Linked DNA regions of Homo sapiens: region 1 is linked to region 2. The links are chromatin loops, found by intact Hi-C in ENCODE. Cell type or tissue: OCI-LY7. All regions are shown on one strand. Links, peaks and the distances in the headings refer to the core of each region. The heading gives the core; the rest is flanking DNA.

Evidence for each region. A loop is a pair of places that touch in the nucleus more often than their neighbours do. Peaks named below come from ENCODE experiments on the same cell type or tissue, not always from the same donor. Only the 100,000 strongest peaks of a DNase experiment are listed, where the experiment ranks them.
Region 1: it touches region 2 in a loop (5-fold over the local background); 2 of 110 quality-filtered maps call a loop at or near these places.

The regions. Positions count from the first base shown.
Region 1 is chrY:20,795,869-20,801,248 of GRCh38, reverse strand. No RefSeq gene overlaps it. Among named protein-coding and RNA genes, the nearest start is that of RPS4Y2, 42 kb to the right of the region's middle. In OCI-LY7, for the core only: no CTCF peak of the experiment used is centred there; a DNase peak (open chromatin) is centred at 2,648; H3K4me3 peaks cover 928 bases.
Region 2 is chrY:20,573,745-20,579,124 of GRCh38, reverse strand. It overlaps EIF1AY (eukaryotic translation initiation factor 1A Y-linked), which reads right to left and starts at 3,349. Exons shown (of 7, transcript NM_004681.4): 1 at 3,238-3,349. The coding sequence starts at 3,253. TTTY10 (testis expressed transcript, Y-linked 10) reads left to right here and starts at 3,610. Exons shown (of 10, transcript NR_197944.1): 1 at 3,610-4,019. In OCI-LY7, for the core only: CTCF peaks have their summits at 2,296 and 2,496; a DNase peak (open chromatin) is centred at 3,444; H3K4me3 peaks cover 3,699 bases; H3K27ac peaks cover 2,879 bases.

The sequences.
Region 1 (5,380 bases), core at 96-5,095, 220 kb before region 2:
TGCTTTGTGTGTCAAAGGAACTGAAGAAGGGAATTTGGAATTCTGCCCCTACTTGACATGCACACCCCTTTCCTCTGTTAGGGTGGTATCACACAAAGCCAGCTACAAATGAGGGTTGTAATAAGGTCTGGAGTCTCCTAATAGTCCCTCAAATATTCAAGTTTCAAATAAAGATTACTCATAAAAATCAAGAAATAGGAACGTCTCCACCTCAATGAAACAACATGATAAATGTCAACACAGAAATGTCAATACTATCAGGATTATCTGAGAAATATTTTTAAATTGTCATAAAAATAATTAAATGAAGAATTATGAACATGCTCAAAACTAATGAAAAAGTATAAAGCATAAAAATTAAAGGTTTCAGTAAACAAAGGGAAATTTTAGGACTAAAAACTGTAACAAAAATCATGTAACTCAGTCTGAGGTGATCTTAAATGTATGTAGAGAAAATATATAAGGCAAGTATAAAAAGCTAATAATACAGTGAATAATGGGAGGTATACAGGTTTATATATTTCACTGAAGCTGGTAAAAAGATGTCAGTATACTATGACAAATTATGTTTACAGAATTTCACACCTCAAAAAACAATTTAAAAAGACACATCTTTATACCTCTTTAGGTATACTCAAAAAGATGATAAATACATCAGAATGAATGTCTCAAATCTCTTCAAATAAACTACATAAAGGACAAAAAAAAAAAAAAAAAAAACTCAAGAGAAAAGAAAACAAAATAAAACCAGCAAACAGAAAATGAAGAGCTAATGAACATATCAAAAATTAACATTAAATGTAGGCTGGGTGCGATGGTTCGCTCATGCCTGTAATCCCAGCACTCTGGGAGGCTGAGGTGAGAGGATCACGAGGTCAGGAGATCGAGACCATCCTGGCTAACACGGTGAAACTCTGTCTCTACTAAAAATACAAAAAAAAAAAAAATGCACCACCAGGCGTGGTGGCATGCACCTGTAGTCCCAGCTACTCAGGAGGCTGAGGGAAGAAAATCATTTTAACTCAGAAGGTGGAGTTTGCAGTGAGCCAAGATCATGCCACTGCACTCCAGCCTGGGCGACAGAGCGAGACTCCGTCTCAAAAAAAAAAAAAAAAAAAAAAAAAAACAACAACAACAACAACAAAAAAAACAAACAAAAAAAAGTAAACTATTCTAAATAGTGTAAATACAACAAAAATATGGAGATTAGCAGTGTGAATTTTAAAACATGCCCCACACGTATACTATCTATAAGAAACTCACTTTCACATAAAAGTAGAGACAGGATGAAAAGTTCAAAAGTAAAAAAGAAAAATGTATCATGCAGACATTAGAAGAAAGCAGGAGTGGATAGACATATTCACCAGATAAAGTAGACTAGAGAAAAGAAAATTTTCAATGATGTAAAAGATATTATATAATGATAAATGAAACTAGTAACCGAGAAGAAACCACAATCTGTACTGTCCATGCAGCAAGAAACAGAACTGAAAATATGTGAAGTAAAACCTAAAAATATAAAAGAAAAAGACAAATCTACAATTACAGTTGGAAAGGACAACATCCTTTCTCAATTTACAGAACAACTTGAAAGAAAACCAACAAAGAAGAGGACTCAGCAACACCATCAACCAAAAGAATTGAATCAACATTAATGGAACGTTCCACCCAATGCCAAATACACATTGCTTTCAGGGTTCCTGTGCCATAAAAGAAAACTCAACAGACATAAAAGACTTACAATAATCCAGTGTGTTTCCCAACCACAATACAACTAAAGTAGAAATCAGTAAGACAAAGAAAAAAACAGGAGAATCTCCATACACTGGGAAGATAATCCTTGGGTCAAACAAGAATCCTTTAATAACGAGAGGATTTAAAAAAAATTGTCAAGGAAAATAAAACAATACACTGAGCTGGATAAACATGAAAATACAATACTTCAGATCAGATGAAGGTAAAAGCAGTGCTGACAGGTAAATTTATGGCATTAAATCAAAACATGAGAAAACAAAATGTATTTCAAAAATGTACACTTCTATTTTAAGAAGTTATATATAGAAGACCAAAATTAACTCATTTTCTTTGTCTGGGCTCAGTCTTTAGGACACATGTCTGCTGGGCCGGTGTACACCTTAAGCACTTTTCTGCACTCTGTCCGGTCTCTCTGATTCTTTAAATCCCACTTCATCTGGTACCAAAACCTGGGAACTGGAGACAGCAGATTTCTGTATCCTTTGCCTGTGGGACTGAGGCCCCAGAAGAGGGGAGACCTGAACCCCTCGGCACCACGGGAGGACTTCAGCCCATAAGGGAATTGGTCCTCCTCTGTCCTGGTGCCCTTCCTGACAGCGCAACAGAACCGGCAAAGGAGATTGCTGGACAGTGTCAGGAGCTCTGTGCAGACATATGAACTGCAGTAAGGGTCTGAGCCTTAAGGCAGGACCCGTCCCCAGGGAGCGTGATCACCTCCCAGGGTGAGACAACTAGTCCGACCCAGAGGGACTGGGGACAACAAGAGAGGCCCCTTGATTCAGATGAAACTCATGCTCCAACCGACATCGAATGCGAGAGAGGCTTATAGGTCGGTCGGAAAAAGGAAATGAAAGTGGCAAGAGGGGCTCGCAGCTTTAACTAAAGAAAGAGAGAGAACAGAGGAGATTCAAGGAAACTGAAAGTGGCGGGGGCTCGCTGCTTTAACTAAAGGCCAGTACGGGAAATGGGGAGGTGTGTGAAAGTATGTGAAAGAGACGGTCTGAGCAGAGGCCAACTCGGGATGTGACGTGGGGAGACACAGATCTCTTAGCACAGACTGTGTGTTCCAAAGCGAGTGTGGGACGAGCCAGATCTAGGGCATTGCATACAGCCAATAGGAGCTGCTTCACGGCTGCAGCTGGCTGTGACAGGATTAAGGTATTCTCCTGGCTAAGCAACCCCCAGACTTCCCGTAATAGGACCCCGTCTGGTCAGTCCAGGAGTGAAAGTGACAGCAAATGCGCCTCTCAAGGCTGGAGATGGAAGGAAATGCTTCGAAGGCTACTGCATTGGAGTATATGTTGAAAAATTTCAAGAAAGGTTTTAATGGAGATTAATGAAGTTAAATTGACTCTCAGAGATTGAGAACTCTCTGTGAAATGGATTGGCCTTTTTTTAATGTCAGGTGGCCGACTGAAGGAACAATAGATAGGGAGATAATTGGCCGTGTGTTTAGGGTAGTAACTGGAACCGGAGAACAATCTGGGCACCCCGATCAGTTCCCATACGTTGACTCCTGGCTGAGGGTCATTGAAAATCGCCCCAAGTATCTGCAAGTCTGTTTTGAAAACTACTGTAATACCTTGGTAACCTGTGCCAAATTACACACAGTAAAAGTGTCCAAAGAGACTGTAGAAAAAAAGAAAAAGCCACGAGGAGAACAGAAAAAGCCTGTTTTGCAAGCCCGACCTGAGGAGAGGAAAATTCCACCTCTCTATGTCCCAATATATCCATCTCTGGCAAGGCTAAGGCAGGATGCCAAACAAGTGGTCCTAGAGGAATAAAGCTCAGAGGAGAGTGATTTAAGGTTTCACCTGGCAGGGAAGAGTTAGAGCCCCTGTCTGTAAAGACTAAGGAAGAACCTCAGGATAATGAGATCAGGCTGCATCCAAGCTTTGCAGATGCCTCTCGGGGAGACACAAGGTTATATTTATCATGATGAACAAGGTCAAATCCGAGGAGGGCAGGGTCTTTTTGTTTACTAGCCTTTCTCCACCACTGACCTAAACTGGAAACAGAATACACCCTCCTATACGGAGAAGCCCCAGGCCCTTACAGACTTGATGTGGTCCATCTTTCTGACTCATAACCCTACCTGGCCTGATTGTCAACAACTTCTTTTAGCATTATTCAATATGGAGGAATGTCGTAGAGTGGCACAAGTGGCCCTCCAGTTGTTAGAAAGCAATGAACCAGAAGGCACAAACAATGTCAAGCAGTATGCACCGGAGACAAAACCAGGCAGAAGGGTTACAAAACCTGCAATGGTATTGAAAGGCACTCCTTAACGGAATAAAGGCAGGAGGAAAAAAGACAATGAATATGGGAAAGGTCTCAGAGGTTCACCAGAAGGCTGATGACAGTCATAGTAAATTTTATGAAAGGCTCTGTGAAGCATACTGCCTTCACACTCCATTTGACCTAGAGGCTGTAGGGAACCAGTGCATGATTAACAGGGCATTTGTGGGCCAGGCACAAGGTGGTATCAGATGAAAGCTTCAGAAGTTGGAAGGGTTTGAAGGTATGAATATCACCCAGCTTATTCAAGTGGCTACCATGGTGTTTGTTAATTGAGAGGAGGAAACCAAGGAACAGGCAATGCCAAAGCTAAGAAAAAGGCTGATTTGTTGGCTGCTGCCATGGTAGAAAGAGAGACTGGATTTGTGAAAGGATGTGGATGTAGAAATGGTTGTGGACATGGTTGTGGAAGAGGACAAGCTAGGCCAGGGCAAGAGGGCTGGCTAGGCTTGAGAGGGATCAGTGTGTGAGATGCAAACAGAAAAGGGAATTAGAAGGATGAATGTACAGAAACAGAAAAGGATGGAGGCAACAGCCAAGGACCTGAGACATGGCAAAGGCCAGCAGCTGCTAGCCATTGCATTTTGAAGCAAGAAGCTGACTTGGTCGGCTTGGCAGGAATTGAAGAATATGAGGACTGAGACAGACCAAGCTCGATCTCTCTGGGCCTCCGGGAGCCCTTGGTCTCTATGGAGGTAGGGGACCAACAGATGGACTTTATGGTAGATACTGGTGCTGAGCACTCAGTGATGACATGGCCAGTGGGGCCACTATCTAAAAACTATGCTACTATAGTTGGGGCAACCAGAGTGTCAGAAAAAAGGCCTTTCTTTCAGTCCAGAAGGTGTGTTATTGGAGGTCAGGAGGTCTGGCATGAATTTCTATATCTGCCAAACTGTCCGGTGCCTCTGTTAGGGAGGGACATACTTCAGAAACTCCAAGCTCAAAGTTCTTTCAGGTCATAAGGAAACATGACTCTAGATCTGAGTCGTCTGAAAGCCATGGCATTAACCCTTACCTTGCCAAAAACTGAGGAATGCAGGCTATACATGAAAGCAGCATATCAACTGTCCAAGTTTATGGGCAGACTAATGGACAGGCTTGTTCTGAAGATACCTGAAGTGTGGCAGAAGACAATCCACCAGCACTAGCTATACCCCAAGCATCAGTGGTAGTAGAGCTGAATCCAGGTGTGTCACCAGTGTGTGATCCACAGTACCAGGTGTCCATAGAGGCAGTATGAGGTATGAACAAACACATGAGCCAGCTGTTAGAACATGGAATTATAAGAAAATGTAAGTCACTCTGTAGGTCAACCAGTAAGAGA
Region 2 (5,380 bases), core at 229-5,228:
TTAATGGTTAAAGTATACTTAATAATTTAATTTCTTCCAATGTTTTAATTTTATTATATAATGCTGCATTGAATATTATTCTACAAACAAATTTCACAAGATAAATGAATAGAAATATAATTTCTAGTTTAAAGTTTACATACACACTTCCTTAGACTTTTGATAACTGTTTCAACTGCCATCATGTTTCACTCTATTTTTAAGTTTTTGCTTATTACTAAACACATCCAGAGTATTTCCTTGTGATATTTTCTATTGAATTATCAAGGGACTGGGGTACTTCTCCATAACATTGTATCCCCATTAGAGAACGTAAACCAAAGTAGCGGCCGTTTCCAAAAGGAGGGAGAAAGGCTACAAATTACAGTAATATTAAGGGATCGATTGAAGAATTTGAATAAAAATGTTAACACTGCAAATAGAATAAAACATATACCTGGCCACCATAAAGCCAGACATCTAACTTCTTGAATTCACCCACTACCTCTGGGGCAGTCTCACATTGTTCTGTGCCACTATAGAAGACAATTGGGCTTCCAGAACTCTGTGATTTATCCAGATTCTGATGCATTTTAGGGCATGCCAAAACTAAATTTCTACAAAGGAAAACACATTCTATATTTCGAGCAATTAATCGTGCCTGAACTTAGCTGCGTCAGGACAAAGATCATACCTGCTTTCCTTACTGGGTTTTACAAAAGTTTGGCAGCTTTTCAAATGACTAAATGATGATTAGCTCATAAATTTCCAAAAGAATGACAACTTTAGCAATCTCAAAGGTGGGGAGCACCTTACTCTAGCTCTTCACAAGTATAGGCCAAAGGATGCCCTTTTCCTGATGTGAGGATGGGTTTCTAAGATTTTTGTAGAATACCAGCTTAATGCATGCAAAGAAAAAGTAATTCCACATATGGCCCATGCTCATTTACATGTTTATTTGGATAAACCTCACCACGACAATACTGACAGGCATCTGGATTTTCAAACGAAAAAAACAACAACAAAAAAGACACAGAAAACCAAATGAGCAAGTTTTATTTCTACATTAGTAAGTCTCATCTCATAATATTTAGGGGTCTTCAAAAGTATCCCTCAAGTAAGTAGCCCAGAAGATAACACTAATTTTACACAACAATAAAAACATTCAATTCAGGATGGGTATTATCTTAAGAAAAATAAATTTGGGAAGGGTAACAGAGGACTTTAATGAATCTAGGTTATAATTCCTAGAGGTATGGATTTCTAGGAGTTCACTGTATTACTATACTTCTTTTTTTTTTTTTTTTTTTTTTTTGAGACGTAGTCTTGCTCAGTCGCCTAGGCTGGACGTAGTCTTGCTCAGTCGCCTAGGCTGGAGTGCAGTGGCGCGGTCTGGGCTCACTGCAAGCTCCGCCTCCCGGGTTCACGCCATTCTCCTGCCTCAGCCTCCCCACGGCCGGCTAATTTTTTTTGTATTTTTAGTAGAGAGGGGGTTTCACCATGTTAGCCTGGATGGTCACGATCTCCTGACCCCGTGATCCACCCGCCTTGGCCTCCAAGGTGCTGGGATTACACGCGTGAGCCACCGCGCCCGGCCACTATACTTCTTTTGTGTGCCTTCTGAGGCACATATGATAAAAAAAAAATTGTTTTCAATTTACCAGGATTAACCAAACCCTGATCATTCCCCTTCTATTGTGATACCATGTAACAGAATCCACTTTAAATTATATTTTAGAGGAATGAGGCTAGGCATGATCATACAAAAATTAAAGTCGTTTAATATTTTATCTCGTTTCCTTTCTAAGATCAAAAAATCCACACTTCCTCTTTAAACAAATCCGACGTGTTTTGGAGATACTCTCTTTATTGAGAACATTTTTAGGCATCACTCAGTTTAAAAGTTCTACCCTACAAGAATAAAGGAAGCCTTACTATTTAAGGATAGAGTCAGGTACAGGGATAATAACATCAGCAAAGATTTAATGGACATTTTGCAAAGGGAGATACTCTGATCTTTAGAGCTGATGGCTTAGAGAACTGGGAATCTCATCACTAGAAATAAAGGTGAGAACAAGATACCTACTGAAGTTGTTCAGTACCATCTGAGAAAATGTTAGTGAAAAAGCATAAGCCTTTGCTAACTCTTTCTAATTAGACTTCTCCCAGAATACACTTTATCCTCCAATAATTTTGCAGTAAAAAATAAAATAAAATAAAATAAAACCTTATTATACACACAACCCGTTAGTGGGTTTTCGGGAGAGCAAAGAGTAATGCCCAGGAAAGACTGCACTGTACTGTCACCAAGTACCTCAAGAGCTGTGTGTCGTGACAGCTAAAAAGAGAAAATGAAACAGATTCCATGCTGCCAACAGGCAAGTAAAAAGAAGACAAATTGGTCTGGGTCCCAGGAAGGAATAATCTAAACAGAGTTTTTGTGGACTATAAAACATGGTCCCCTCCTGTGGAAAATAATATTTTGTTTCCACCTACAGTTTTCTTCAAGCAATTACAAGGGCACTAAAAGTGAGAGATTACCTCAGGTGTATAAAAACGAGAATTTCTTTCAGAAATGACTGAGAAAGGGTTCTACCGAGGTTAGACCTCCTACTTTAGAAGCTGTGAGTAAACTTATTTTCAAGTCTAAGTTTCGTGTGAAAGTTTAGCCTCAGAATGAAGGGAACGTTGATATCTTTACTCCCACAATATTTATCGGATACGGAAGTTGAAAACCTGCCTAAATAGGTAACAAATCTTCTGCAAAAGAATGTTACACTCTATAAAGGGATGGGGTAGAGTAAAACGCCAGAAATGAACCTAAACATGCTTCAAGGCTTCCCCACTGTTTAACAAGGAAAAGGGAGTATCCTTAGCAATACTTTTAACTGTCCAGATAGGTAAGTCTTCAAAGTTAAGAACCGCTTCCAGGAAAGTAGCAGGGAAGTGTTTGCATGTGCCTATTCTGGAAAGCCAGGCCGTCCGGTTAAGGTCCCTCAACCGTCCCTACCTATACGTTTTCCGTCTGGCGTGAAATCAGCAGCAAAAGCCCGCTATCTTCCGAAGGAGGCCCCACAAAAATGGCGTCTGTCCCACCCCAATGTGACCAAATAGGGCATTCCCAGCTCCTTTCCCGAACACAGTGCTGGGGTCGCAGTGGCCAGTACCGCCGTTAGAACAGTCACTGCGGCCTGGAACAGGCGTCGGGGTTACTGGCAGAGCAAGCCGAGGTATAGTCCCAGAGGCTTACAGCAGTACCTTTATTCTTGGGCATGGCGGTGATGACAGCCTCGTGAGACCTCTTCCGACTCCTTTCTGGCGGTTACTACTCTAAGAGCCGACTGAACTAAGATGCAGCAGGTGGGTGCGCAGAAGAGGCTGGCTACAGAGCTCTCTAATAAACTGCTGACGCGCACTCTCTGGCGTCACCAAAAGGCGACGCAGCTGATTACGATGCTTTTCCCCGCCTCTCTTCGGCTGAGGCACGGCCAAATGACTGACACCTAGTAGACTCCATCAGGATACCGGAGAGTTTGCTGCAGGATGAATAAACAGGAAGCGGGGCGGGACTCAGCATGGAGAAGGTGGAGTCAAGGATGAAATGGGCGGGGCCCTGGAGTATTCTCCTTTGCTAAAAAACGGTCTTCCAGTTTCAGAAGTTCGTGGGTCATTTAACTGTAAACGCCTAAATTTTAAGAGAGCCCTTACTCTTATACAGTGAATTTGGAGGACTGGCTTAGGACAAGGCCCTCTATGTTCAGAATGTTTATCACTTTTCTCTCTTTTTTTTTTTTTTTTTTGACAACGAAGTTTCGCTCTTGTTGCCCATGCTGGAGTGCAGGGGCGCGATCTGCCCGTCTAATTTTTGTATTTTTAGTAGAGATGGGGTTTCACCATGTTGGCCAGGCTCTCAAACCCCTGACCTAGTGATCCTCCCGCCTCTGCCGCCCAAATTCCTGGGATTGCAGTAGTGAGCCACCGCGCCCGGCCTATTTTTTTCAGTCTTATCTTCTCTACCTCACCACCTCACAGTAAAGCATGTAAGTACAGAGGCCGCATCTGTTGCTTACAATTGCTAGCACCCAGCGGAATACTGACAAAAAGTAGACAGTAAATATATACAGGAAATGGAAAGTAAATATACATAGGAAGGAGTGAGACTAAGCATCTGAATCTTATAATAAATCATGGCTTAACCGAATGTCTCAAATGGACTGGCTGTGGAGGTCAAATTATTTCAAGACAAATTCCATTTGATTATGGTATACAATCATTTAATTTACTGGATTTGTTGTGTGTGTACTATTATGTTTAGAATCTTAGCATCTGTGTTAAGATATATTGGCTTGTATCGTGTGATGACTTTGACTTTAGGATCAATATAATCCCGGCTTCACAGAATGAACTGTGTAGTGTCCCTTTTTCTTCTGTGTTTTTGGACACATTCGAGGATTGATGTAAATTTTTTAAATGGTCCTAGGCCTTAGTTTGGATTATGAATTCGTGCTGTATTTATTCCCAAGTCAGTTCTGGTAGTTTGTATGTACCAGAAATTTGTTCATTTATTCTAAATTATAAAACTTGTTGGGCGTATAATTGGCCATCATATACAAAGTATAGTATCTTCCTAATCCTTTTTTTTCCCTTTCTGCAAGGTAAATAGTATGTATGTATCAGGACTTTGTTCATTTATTCTAAATTATCTTACTTGTTGGGCATATAATTGGCCATCATATACATAGTGTAGTATCCTCCTAATCCTTTTTTTTTCTTTCTTTTTTTCTGCAAGGTAAGTGGTAGTACCCTGATCATCACTACTGGTTTTAAGGAATTTAAGTCTTCATGGTTTTGTTTTTAAAAGCCTAGTGATGAAGCCATAACATTAAAAATAAAATTTTCTCTGAACCCAGAAGTCCTCTCCACAAAGACAGTAGAGAATGAAATCAGTTTTACTGTTAAAAATATGAAATATGAATTTAATGTACATTGTAGAAAATCAACCAAGAGATTACAAAGTCAAAAACAAATCTCGCCTTTTATATAGCTAAGCATCAAGGTAGTCTTCAAGATAGACAAATTTTCTTAAAAGAAATTACTGGTTGATCAGTAGTCTTTAATAAAGAAAATTTAACGGCACCATTTGTCACATACCCTTAGTTTACAATGGTAACAGGGGACCACATGTTATATAGCTAATTGTCTTTAATCAGAAGAGAAACTGACTTCTCATATTTTTAATCTCAAGAGGTTGTTTTGCAGTTCAGAGAAAAGCACCTACTGAGGTTAAGTTCTTACCTTTTACTGAAACTGGAAACAGAGGGGCACCTTCTCTCTTTATGTTTACGTTTCAAAGAGATAGTTCCTAGGTCCATTAGATAAATACTGCTGTGTTGTTGATATG